2 separate regions of the Homo sapiens genome follow, and region 1 is linked to region 2. Evidence: chromatin contacts called from ENCODE Hi-C or POLR2A ChIA-PET data. All regions are on one chromosome and are shown on one strand. Each heading gives the region's core, a stretch centred on a gene start or an enhancer-like site at or near the end of the contact. The rest is flanking DNA. Distances are from core to core; before and after follow the strand shown. Region 1 holds the start of JAML (junction adhesion molecule like). Region 2 holds the start of RNF214 (ring finger protein 214).

What was found. A loop is a pair of places that touch in the nucleus more often than their neighbours do. ChIA-PET counts read pairs that join two places held with the same protein, here RNA polymerase II (POLR2A). Pooled maps may share reads with other maps.
Region 1: a loop to region 2 is called in a pooled map, with 4 times the contacts of the local background. The contact joins the promoter of JAML here to the promoter of RNF214 in region 2. A Hi-C loop is called at or near these places in 2 of 37 single-sample maps with no recorded cell type and 4 of 50 pooled maps. POLR2A ChIA-PET finds 5 or more read pairs at or near these places in 1 of 52 experiments (activated CD4-positive, alpha-beta T cell).

Annotation. Positions count from the first base shown.
Region 1 is chr11:118,222,521-118,228,262 of GRCh38, forward strand. JAML (junction adhesion molecule like) reads right to left here and starts at 2,491. Exons shown (of 10, transcript NM_001098526.2): 1 at 2,421-2,491. MPZL3 (myelin protein zero like 3) reads right to left here. Exons shown (of 6, transcript NM_198275.3): 6 at 4,170-5,742.
Region 2 is chr11:117,231,393-117,236,962 of GRCh38, forward strand. RNF214 (ring finger protein 214) reads left to right here and starts at 1,279. Exons shown (of 15, transcript NM_207343.4): 1 at 1,279-1,334; 2 at 2,875-2,987. The coding sequence starts at 2,881. It overlaps PCSK7 (proprotein convertase subtilisin/kexin type 7), which reads right to left and starts at 681. Exons shown (of 17, transcript NM_004716.4): 1 at 635-681. RefSeq lists enhancers at 479-528, 4,403-4,904 and silencers at 719-868, 1,079-1,418.

The DNA.
Region 1 (5,742 bases), core at 1,241-3,740, 990 kb after region 2:
TGTATAGTATTTATATAAAAGAGCTCTAATTAATTGGCTTAAAGAAACTAAAATCAAACATTTTATCAGAAAAAATTGAAACTTTAATCTCTTTTAGGTCACGTGACTCTAATGATTTTTAAACATAAAGACAGTGTAAATAACATAAAAAATAAAGACAGTGTAAGTAAAGAATGTGTTTTGGTGGGAGGTTATAAGAAGGCGTGTGAATATGGTTTCTGTTAAAGAGAACGTAATTTTGTCTAGCTCAGAGGGTTTTAACTATTGGCCTCACCTAAAAGAGTAATGGGACAGCTGGGCATGGTGGCTCACGCCTGTCATCCCAGAACTTTGGGAGGCTGAGGTGGGGAGATCACTTGAGGTTAGGAGTTCCAGACCAGCCTGGCCAACATGGCAAAACCCCGTCTCTACTAAAAATACAAAAATTAATCAGGTGTGGTGGTGAGCGCCTGTAATCCCAGCTACTTGGGAGGCTGAGGCAGGAGAATCACTTGAACTCGGGAGGCGGAGGTTGCAGAGAGTCGAGATTGTGCCACTGCATGCCAGCCTAGGTGACAGAGTGAGACTCTGTCTCAAAAAAAAAAAAAAAAAAAAAGAGTAATGTGACAAAACTGATGGTTTAAGCAAGTTGAAAAGGGTTTGTGAAGGGTTAATCTCATGAAAAGTTCTGTGGGTATAAGCAGGTTGGCTAAGATTTAAAGGGGATTACTTAGTTTTTCCATAGGTCGAACACTGAAATAAAAGCACACTGATGTAGGGCCAGAATCCGGGCCCATGTGTCTGAATAATGGTTTTCTAGAGAATTTATTTGTTTAACAGAAAATTGTAAAGAATTATGAGAGGTTTGTGGACGTTTTACCTTATGGTCAAACTATGATTGTATAGATTTGTTTATAAGGTTTTATTAAGAATTGGATCTAACATTAATAATATACTAATGCAAAGGTGAAATTTTGCTTTCTCTCATAAACAAGATTTTTGCATAATATTTTAAAATAATGAGATTTTTGTTTACCTTTTAATAAACAACAGAAAAAGGAGGAGAGAGGAAATAGATTCGGTTGGCATCATGCTGTCTTTATTGCGACCTGCTTGGAAAGTTGACTCTCCCCTCTATCAGCAAGTAAAGATTTTTGCCTTTTAGAAATTTTGGAGTTATCATTTTGGCTACCTAAATGACTTGTAGTGACTCTATACTAATCTTCTCTGAGCAACTCTCCTCCATATCCTGTTGGGTAATGAGAACAAGTGGCACCCCCTCCCTCCAAAAAATCCATACCCCTTTATATTACAGAAAAGAAATCTTCAGAAAAGAGACATGCTACAATGAGACTACCATACAAGATGTGAAAGTTACCCCCCAAATTACAATATCATGAGACAAAATAAGGGAGAGCTGCTGTCTCTCAGTGTTTGTCCCTAGTAAGGACAACTAACCACTGAGCAAACGGACAACTGCACAGCCTTCTTTTACTCACAGAGTGTTGTCCACCTGCAGAGCCAAGTCCTCTCAATCTATCTGCACACTGCTGTGCACTTCTAGGCTCTCAGATGTTTTTAGGTCTACAAGTCCATATAACCACTCTAAGCCATGCGTCTTAAAATATGCCCTCATTTTCCATTGTTAAGCCATTGAATACAGACTGGTAGGTCACGTGGCTTCTGTAACACAGTCTAGGTCACATCGGTTAATGCTCTACGCGAATGGGACCCTGGAGGTCCTTACTCCTGCTCTCTTCTCCAGAGTAGGTTATACCTAAACCATCCTGCATCAGCCTTTCCCAAGGTCAGGGCTGTGCTGAGGGTGTAACAAGCATGGACAGTAGCCTAGCTTTCTTGGGAGATTTAAGTCTCGGGCTTCTAAAGGTTAAATATTGGTTTGTCTATAATGGGGAGAAGAAAAACAGTGGTATAACTATGTAAAATGATGGATATATTAATCTGCTTCACCATAGTAAACTTTTTACTATCTACATGCATCCCACAACATCATGTTGTATACCTTAAATACACACAATAAAATTTGTTTAAAAATAAAATTAAAAACTGTCTTCTAAAAAGAAAAACAGTGAAGAAAGAGCTCTGCTGTGAGCTCAAGAACAGCCAGTCACAGCTCCACCTAAACCCACGGGTGACTTAAAAGCTGAAGCCTTGTCATAATCATTGTCACGTACTCTTATTATGATGAAACTTTGCTCCTCTTTTTGCTGAGGAGATTCACCTAAGTTACTCTACACGACAGTAACTGAAACAGCACCCATTAGACTACTTTATGACATCCCCCTGCAGAGATCAAGAGTTCTGCAATCGCAGCTTCACAATCCTGAGAGACTACCAATTCAACCAGCCTTCAGGACTGGCACACTTCTGTGTGAGAAAAGTTCAAAAAATGGCTTAAGAAATTCAAAGCAACTGCTTACCCAAGATGAAGAGCACCCAGGGGAGGCAATGCACTGAAATCTCCCCACAGCTGCAGTCCCCAAGCTCAACTGAAAGACTGCTGCGAGCACTCTAGGTTAGGCTCAGAGCAAACCAAACACGTGCCTTCTGAAGTGGTTGCAGAGATGCAAACAGGAACCTCTAAATCAAGGTTCTCATTTCAGTCATCTGGCCCATTACCCAATTGTTATGTATACTTTCATTCTAAAAAGAGGTGACAAATTCAACCTACTGAGGTGAACCTCACACTCAGACCTCTTCAGGTGCCATCTCCCCTTTTAGATGACAAGCCCTCTGAGGGTAGGAGCTTGAATGGCACCAGGCAAATAGGTGCTGAGAAAGAAATCCATTTCATGCAAACAAAATACAATAAACGTAATATTAACACAAAACCTTCTGTGTTAAAGATACAGCAACCTCTTTTATTTTTCCTCTCAAAACAGAGGTGCAACCTCGCCAGGCAATCACCCAATCCCTGCTTCCAAAGATACGCCTGCCCAGTCCTCCAACTCACCATGTAGACATGAAAGTTTCCTCTGGCCATGTGATATCAGCATTTCCAGAATACAGGCAGCCATTGATTCCCATAGAGAACCTCTTGGGTGACTTGGACATCCTAGATTAGAACTCAAGGTTTCTTCACTTCAAGATACCTCTCAGTCTTAGTCACCACTTCAAAATAGGTGTTCTCAATGTACGCACCTTCAACCTCGGCTAGATTGGCTTGACCTAGGCATGGGCAGACTCATGGAACTTGTCCTGTATCATCTGAAAAGCTGTTGAACGTTTGCTCCCAAGCACTACGCTGCATGGTCCTTGAGAAGTGATGTGCTAGAGAGCCAGCAATCTCCACAGCATAAATATTCCCATCATAACCTATTTCAAGCTACCAACAGTTTAACAACTGGCTTGCAAAATTCCTAAAAAACTTAATACAGGTTGAGTATCCCTTATCCAATATGCTTGGGACCAGAAATGTTTCAGATTTCATATTTTTTTCAGATTTTAGAATATTTGCCGAATACATACAAGTTGAACGTCCCTAGTCTGAAAATCCAAAATGCTCCAATAAGCATTTCTTTGGAGCATCATGTTGGCACTCAAAGTTACAGATTTTGGAGTTGAAATAGCAACCACTCTTTTGTATTTTCAGATTAGGGGTACTCAGCCTGTAATCAGCTCTTGCTATGTAAGCTGGTTCCAGCACACCACGGAACCTCTGCAGGTTCTTGCGGGGGTACAGCTCCGACATGACTGGTTGCACGATGCTGAAAACCACTGTTAAATCAAGTTTAGCCTAAAGCTGCCTCCTTACATATTTTAAGTTTGGCCTAAAGGTTTCTCTGTACATCATGAACTATAACGTAAATGGAATAGTATACGGACTCTAGTCTACTCTTGTGCCAGTCACTGAGTTTGGCCAATCGAAGATGGCCAATGATTCAAACTATTCAAATAAGGCAAACACCGAGCTGTAACCAATCCGGCTATTTCTGTACCTCACTTCTGTTTCCTGTACATGACTTTCCTTTTGCTGTCCATAAATCTTCCACCACGTGGCTGCGCTGGAGTCTCTGAGTCCACTCTGGCTCAGGAGACTGCCTGATTCATGAATCATTCTGTGCTCAATTAAACTCTTTTAAATTTAATTCAGCTTTTAATACCACAAACCCCCATCTTTTTCACATGACAATTCCCACCTTTTATGTAGATATGCACACACCAAAAGGTAGCCAAAGGGTACAAAGAAGTTTATTGACTATGATGCAGTAAAGATACCAAGAGTTACAATATTTGTGCATATGGCCCAACAGTGCCTACCCTCCTACAAAACAAAAACAAAAACAAAAAAAGGCAATGAGGTGCAGCAGTTAACAGCCCAACACTGGAGTCAAAGGAATGGAGCTGCCTCTTCTGGCAGCAAAGTTTCAAGTTGTGCAATTAAATAATAGTCTTGGTCCACTCCTTGTGGGTCTTCTTACAGTTTCCCTTTAGAACCATAACTGAGTGACTTAGTAGAACATTCATATTCAGGATGTGGCCTCCAGAAGTGTCGTTTTGTTTTGTTTTGAACAAAGACGTGCTACCTTCTCTCTTGAAGCACCAGTGCTGGGTTCAGGAGCTACAGAGGACTAAGATGTTCCCCAAGTAGCCTGAAGTAACAGGTCACATGGAAAACACAAAGCAATTGGTGAGTCCACATTTTGTAATAGAATTAAGAGCGTAATGCATAAAACTTAAAGTCATGTAACCACATGTAAAAACTTCAGCAGCTAAAGAAAAATTCTGGAAGGCTTTTAACCCCTTCTGAACTAAGTTCCCTTTCTAAACGAGGCTGGTTTCCATGGCTGTGACAAGAGCTCATGAGGTAGCAAAAAGAGAGAGAGAATAGCACCTTAGAAGTTACTCAAACAAGAGGTGAAACAAATAAGTAAACAAAAAAAGACCACTTTATCTTCCTTTCATCCTTAAAGAAGGCAGGTGTCTGTACACTGCTTTGTGATCCTTCGAAGAATAAAAAGCTGTAACCCAAATCTCAGTATAAGGGATGAAGAAGGAAAATGATAGCAGCTGATGACTGGGATGCGACCACAAACCCATATAGTAAACTAAGTTATCAACGTACTCCCTTACCACGAAGGACTTCATTCAGTCATTTAAAAAGCAAGGGACTAGTTCAAATCATGATTAAGGCTATAAAAGAACACGACTGAGTATTCACAGAGCACCAATTACCTCAAGTTTAGACTAGGTGTCAATCTACAAACATACTACCCTGCATTAATCTTCACAACACACCTGCGAGGACATTACAAGAAGGCCCAGCCAAAATTAGTTCCTCATTTAATGGGATATGGCTTTCAGTGGGTTCCTGTAACACCATCTCTTTCTTGGAGAAATGAGGACCTGCAAAATAGTCCCCCTCACAATGAGATCTCTATCTTCAAATCTCTGAGAGCCCAAGTTATTTACTCTCATTGCTCAAGTTGCTTTCCTCTCTCTGTTGAGGTGTCAGAAATGGTCACGTTAGATTGGCCTCAGACAACCACAAAAGTTAACAAGCAGTCCCAAAGTACCGTGAGGTTTAACCACTGGAAATGTAAACTGCCGGTCCTGTCTTTGCCCTTCTACTTCCTCGCGTGACCAGAGTCAAATCACAATGTCCTTCAACTAACCAGATTCGCTCATCTGTGGACTAGGTTAACAGAAGAGGCTAGGCCAAATCTATGATACGGATCTAACAACCCAAATTTTTTAAATTAAGTCTTCAAAAAAAAAAGAAAGAAGTTGAGAGAGAGAAAA
Region 2 (5,570 bases), core at 29-2,528:
AATTCTCCCAAGATATTTAGGTGTCTTCCCCAGTCTGCATACTCTACTAAGTAAACAAACTAACAAACAAAACCCTTGTTAGCCAGACAGTGGCCCCGCTAGGCAGACTCCTTCAGACTCAGTAGATCCCACCACAGATGTCAGGAAGAAAGAGAAGCAGGAGCTCCTTCTGTCTACTAGTGGCAAAGCAGCATTTTTATCCCCCAGGCTTCTGGGAAAGGAACCTTAAATGCCTTCTGAAAGCAGGTCTCAACCTCTCCCAACGGCTAGGCCTCCCTTTACAGCTCTTAATTGACAAGGAAGAAGAGAATGGGCAGCCTGGAGTCCAAGATCCTGCTCCCAAGCTACTGTCCTCGCTGTTCCACACCCGGCTCCTAGAAGCCAGCTTGGGTACCGGGTCAGTTTCCCGATTCTCCCTCCGTCGGCCTCGATCGCTCCGTGCAATGTGCCCCTCTCCTCATTAGCACCCACATTATCCAGGAATTCTGGGCCCTGGGGCCCCATCTCCTTGGTCCCCCACGCCAGGACCTCAGGCACCCTCTGTGCAGCTCCCTCATCCTCAGACGCCGGCTTCCCCCACTTCTGGGGCCCCCTGACCACCCAGGTCCAGCCCCACACCTAGTTCCCAACTCACCGGCCCCGCCGCAGCTGCCGCCGCCTCCCTGCGGAAACTCGCGGCTTCCCGGGAGCCGGAGGAGCAGTGACAGCAGCATCACTTCCGCCCGCGGCGCAGCCAATCAGCGCGGCGCCTGCGGCCCGGCGACCCCCGCGGGCCACAGCAACCGGCGCCCGGGGTCCGGCTCCCGCGGGCGGCCTACGCAGGCAGGGGCCGTGCGGGCGCTGGGGGCTGAACCCGCGGGCTCCGCCTCCCCGAGTCCTCGGGGCATCTTCCACATGGTCCCTCTTCAGAAGGCTCTCCTTCATGGCGTCCTCTGTAAAGGGCATTTCGGTTCCGACCTTTAAAAGCCACTCGTTGCTCTTCTCCTTCTGACCGCCATGGCCCCGACTGTCCCTGTAATCTTCCCAGAGGGGATCCTGCCCACCCAGGTCGCCTTCCTTCTCGCAGTCGGCTCTCCCTTCTTCCCCGCGCCCCGGGAGAGTCCACTTGTATCTCAGGGGTCTCCCGCAGCATCCCCGTGCCCCGGCGGCGCCAGCTGTCGCCGCCAGAGGGCGCCGTCGGGGGCGGCGCGGCGCCACCGCGGCCTCTCCTCTCGCGGCCGGAGCCTCGCCCCCTCCGCTCGTGCCGCCGGAAGTGGGAGGTGCCGCGCGCGGGCCGGCGCTCGACCCCTCCCCCCGTGGCTCGGCCGCCCCCTCCCCCCGCTCCGCCCGCTCAGGTGCGTCCCGTCCCTCCCCCACTTTCCTCCCGGGGGCGCGGCGCGGGAGGTGTGTGCGGGGCGAGCGTGGGTGGGGGTTGCGGGGCGAGGGCCGGGCATGGGGGTCGGGTGGGGGGCGTGGAGGGTGCTGTGAGAACCGAGGCGGGGGTCCCGGCCTAGAAGTGGGACGGGGGGGTGGCTGGCAGCGGGGTGGGGGGACCGAGGGGAAGGGGTGGAGGGGGGTCTGGTCCGAGCCAGCGGCCAGCCTAGCAGTCCCCTGTGGGGGGTGGCCAAGGCCACCCAGCGCCGCTTCCCCCCATTGTCCCCTTCCCGTCTGTCCCCTGTTCTCGCCCGAGGACCCGTGGCTCCGGCGCCCCTGCTTCGCTGGTGGTCGCCCCGGGTTGCGGAGTTCTTTTTGGTACACTCGACCCTCCAGCCAGCTGTTCCTACCCGCGCCACGGGCTCTCTAGCCACGGAGTTGCATGCATGGCCCTTGTCCTGGGGTTTCGTTCACCGGGCGCAGAGGACCCCCCAGCCCTGGGCTATGTTGGAGACGGGATGTTTGCACCTGAGGGAGCAGCAATGGCGGTTTGGGCCCATTTTCTCCCAGGAGCTTTGTATAATGAGGGAAACTGAGGCACAGAGGGTCTGTGGGCTGTGACTGAGGTGTTGACACAGCCCCATCTACCTATCTGCCCTATGCGCTCTTCAGTGTTCCGGGGGGGAATACGTGTGATGCTGTTAAAATAAAAGCAAGAATGCAAACTAACCCGATGTTCATCCCCACCTCCCAAGTATTTTGATTTTCTTTTCTCCTCATAAGGTCATAAGTTTGCTCTGCGGCATAAAAGATGACCTTTTGATTTTTAAAAAAGGCGTCCGTCCCAGTTCCCTTACTTGTGTTACCATGTTTTTTACCTTGACTTTTTCACGCTAGAGAACCCAGGATTCTTTTTTGCACCACTAGTCACTCTGAAGAGTCTGTTCTTTGCTCAGTTAGTGGGTATCAGGCCTTTCCCATCTGTGGGGAGCACGCTGACAGTAAAATATGCACCCTGGATTGCCCAGTATTGCATTACTTGTTGACTTACAGGCAGACACCTCCAAAAACTTCCCTTAAATTAATGGAGAATGCTTTGAATGTAACAGCCATAAAGTGATTTAAAAACATGAGATCTGATTGATACTAGGCCGAAAAGTACGTCTTTTATTAAAAATGATAGCAGACAAGGTAGGCCTGGGACCACTTGGAAGATCCTGGCAGACTAAGATGTATTGTTTGAAATGACTACATTTCTGCCAAAAGTGAAAATAAGATCTTTGCACAGACTCCTAGATATTTATGTAAATACAGTGACTCCTGAGGATTGCTGCCCACTAGGACACTAGGACTTTGCATACAATGTCTCTTTTAGTACTCTTAAGTATTTTCTCCCGGAGCCCAGGTTTTTGTGTTTCTTTACTGCGACAGCTCTGTTGTGTGGACATTCTGAGGGGGGAGAGATACATTTGTTTTAAACTTTGGAAACTTGTAGCCTGTAATTTGTTTCTGAATGTACAGAGCATAATGGCAGCGTCTGAGGTTGCTGGTGTTGTGGCCAATGCCCCCAGTCCTCCGGAATCTTCTAGTTTATGTGCTTCCAAATCAGACGAAGGTCTCCCAGATGGTCTAAGGTAATGTGTGGACTCCTGACTGGGAAGATTCATTTGGGTAAAGGGTTTTTGAGATGGTCTTGTGTAGCTGGTCTTTCTTTTTGGCTCTGATGGCACTGCACTAGCTTTTTAAAGGTACAGGACTGTCTGATCTATCTTTGTATTTCTGGTATCCAACACAGCACCTGATACTCAGCAGGCATGCTAAATGTTTGGGGAATAAATAGAATAGAATACATGGGGTCAAACTCATTAAAAAATGCAAACATTTTCCAGCCCTTTCCTACGTGGACTGTATGTTCATTTAACCATATGTTTATATGTTATATATGAGAAATGTTATATCAGTATGTGTACATGGATATCTAAATATGTATACATACAGATACACAATTACCCAAACTTATATCTCATAGTAGCTAATATGATACATTGTTATGTACAGTGTTGAACTAAATTAGCTATATAGTCATCCCACAGTATATGCTGGAGATTGGTTCCAGGACCCCTACTGAGGATACCAAAATCTATAAATGCTCAAGTCCCTTACATAAAATGGTGTAGTATTTTATCTGGGATAGGCATATGCCCACCCTACTTAAAGCTATTAAAAAGATAAAAAATAAATAAAGTGGTGTAGTATTTGCATATAACCTATGCATGTCCTCCCATATACTTTAAACAATAGGTTATTTACAACAACTAATACAATGTAAATGTTATGTAAATAGTTGTGTTGTTTAAGGAATAATGACAGGTAAAAAAGTTTGTACATGTTCAGTACAGATGCAACCATCCAATTTTTTTCTGAAAATTTTTTTAATGGTTTCAAATCTATTTCACTTTTCTTTTTTTGAGATGGAGTCTCACTCTGTTGGCCCAGGCTGGAGTGCAGTGGCGCGATCTCGGCTCACTGCAAGCTCTGCCTCCCGGGTTTATGCCGTTCTCCTGCCTCAGCCTCCCCAGTAGCTGGGACTACAGGCGCCCGCCACTACGCCCGGCTAATTTTTTGTATTTTTAGTAGAAACGGGGTTTCACTGTGTTAGCCAGGATGGTCTCGATCTCCTGACCTCGTGATCCGCCTGCCTCGGCCTCCCAAAGTGCTGGGATTACAGGCGTGAGTCACCACGCCCAGCCTTTTTTTTTTTTTTTTTTTTTGAGATGGAGTCTCGCTCTGTCGCCCAGACTGGAGTGCAATGGCGTGAACCCAGCTCACTGCAACCTCCGTCTCCTGGGTTCAAACGTCTCCTGGATTCCCTTACCTCAGCCTCCCAAGTAGCTAGGATTACAGCCGCCCAGCACCACGCCTGGCTAATTTTTGTATTTGAGTAGAAACGGGGTTTTGCCACGTTGGCCAGACTGGGTATTTTACTTTTCAGTGATTTATTTTTATATTTTAAAAAATGGACACGATAATTGTACGTATTCATGGGGGTACATAGTGATGTTGTGGTGTATGTGATGTATAGTGATCAGATCAGGGTAATTAGCATGTCCATCATCACAAACGTTTATCCTTTTGAATATTTTCAGTCCATGGTTGGTTGAGTCCATGAATGTGGACCACATTCTACATAAAGAGGCTGACTGTGTATTCTTCCTCAACTCTGTTTTTTTTTTGAGAGAGACTCTTGCCCTGTCCCCCAGACTGGAGTGCAGTGGTGCGATCTTGGCTCACTGCGACCTCTGCCTCCCGGGTTCAAGTGATTCTCCTGCCTCAGCCTCCCTAGTAGCTGGGATTATAGGCACCTGCTTGGTAGCCCGGCTAATTTTTGTATTTTTAGTGGAGACCGGGTTTCACCATGTTGACCAGACTGGTCTTGAACTCCTGACCTCAAGTGATCTGTCCGTCTTGGCCTCCCAAAGTGCTGGAATTACAGGGATGAGCCACTGCACCTAGCTCCGTCAATTTTTTTGTTTTTTTTTTGTTCTTGAGATGGCATCTTGCTCCGTCACCCAGGCTGGAGTGCAGTGGCGCGATTTCCGCTCACTGCAACCTCTGCCTCCCGAGTTCAAGCGATTCTCCTGCCTAAGCCTCCTGAGTAGCTGGGACAACAGGCGCCCGCCACCACACCCGGCTAATTTTTTGTATTTTAGTAGAGGCAGAGTTTCACCATGTTGTCCAGGATGGTCTCGATCTTCCGACCTTGTGATCCGCCCGCCTCAGCCTCCCAAAGTGTTGGGATTACAGGCATGAGCCACCGCACCTGGCCGTCCCTCAACTCTTTTCCAGTGTACCTGGGTCCCCTAATACAGTAGCTAACACTTAACTACAGTTCCATACGTGGTAACACATTTAATCTTCACAACAGTCCCAGGAGGTAGTGATAATATTATTCGCATTTACCGGTGAGGAAACTGAGACACAGAGAGGTTAGTAATTTGCCCAAGGTTTCCAAGCTATGTTGGAGTCAGAGTTTTGATAAATAAAATCAACTTCATACACTAGTAATAATGGCAGCTAAGGTTTATTGAATGTTTACTATGTGCCAGGCACTGTACTGAGTACTTTATGTGCATTATCTCATGTAATCCTCACAACAGTCTTGTTAGGTGGATAGTATTATTTCTGTTTTACAAATGAGGTAACTTGCCGAGAGTCAA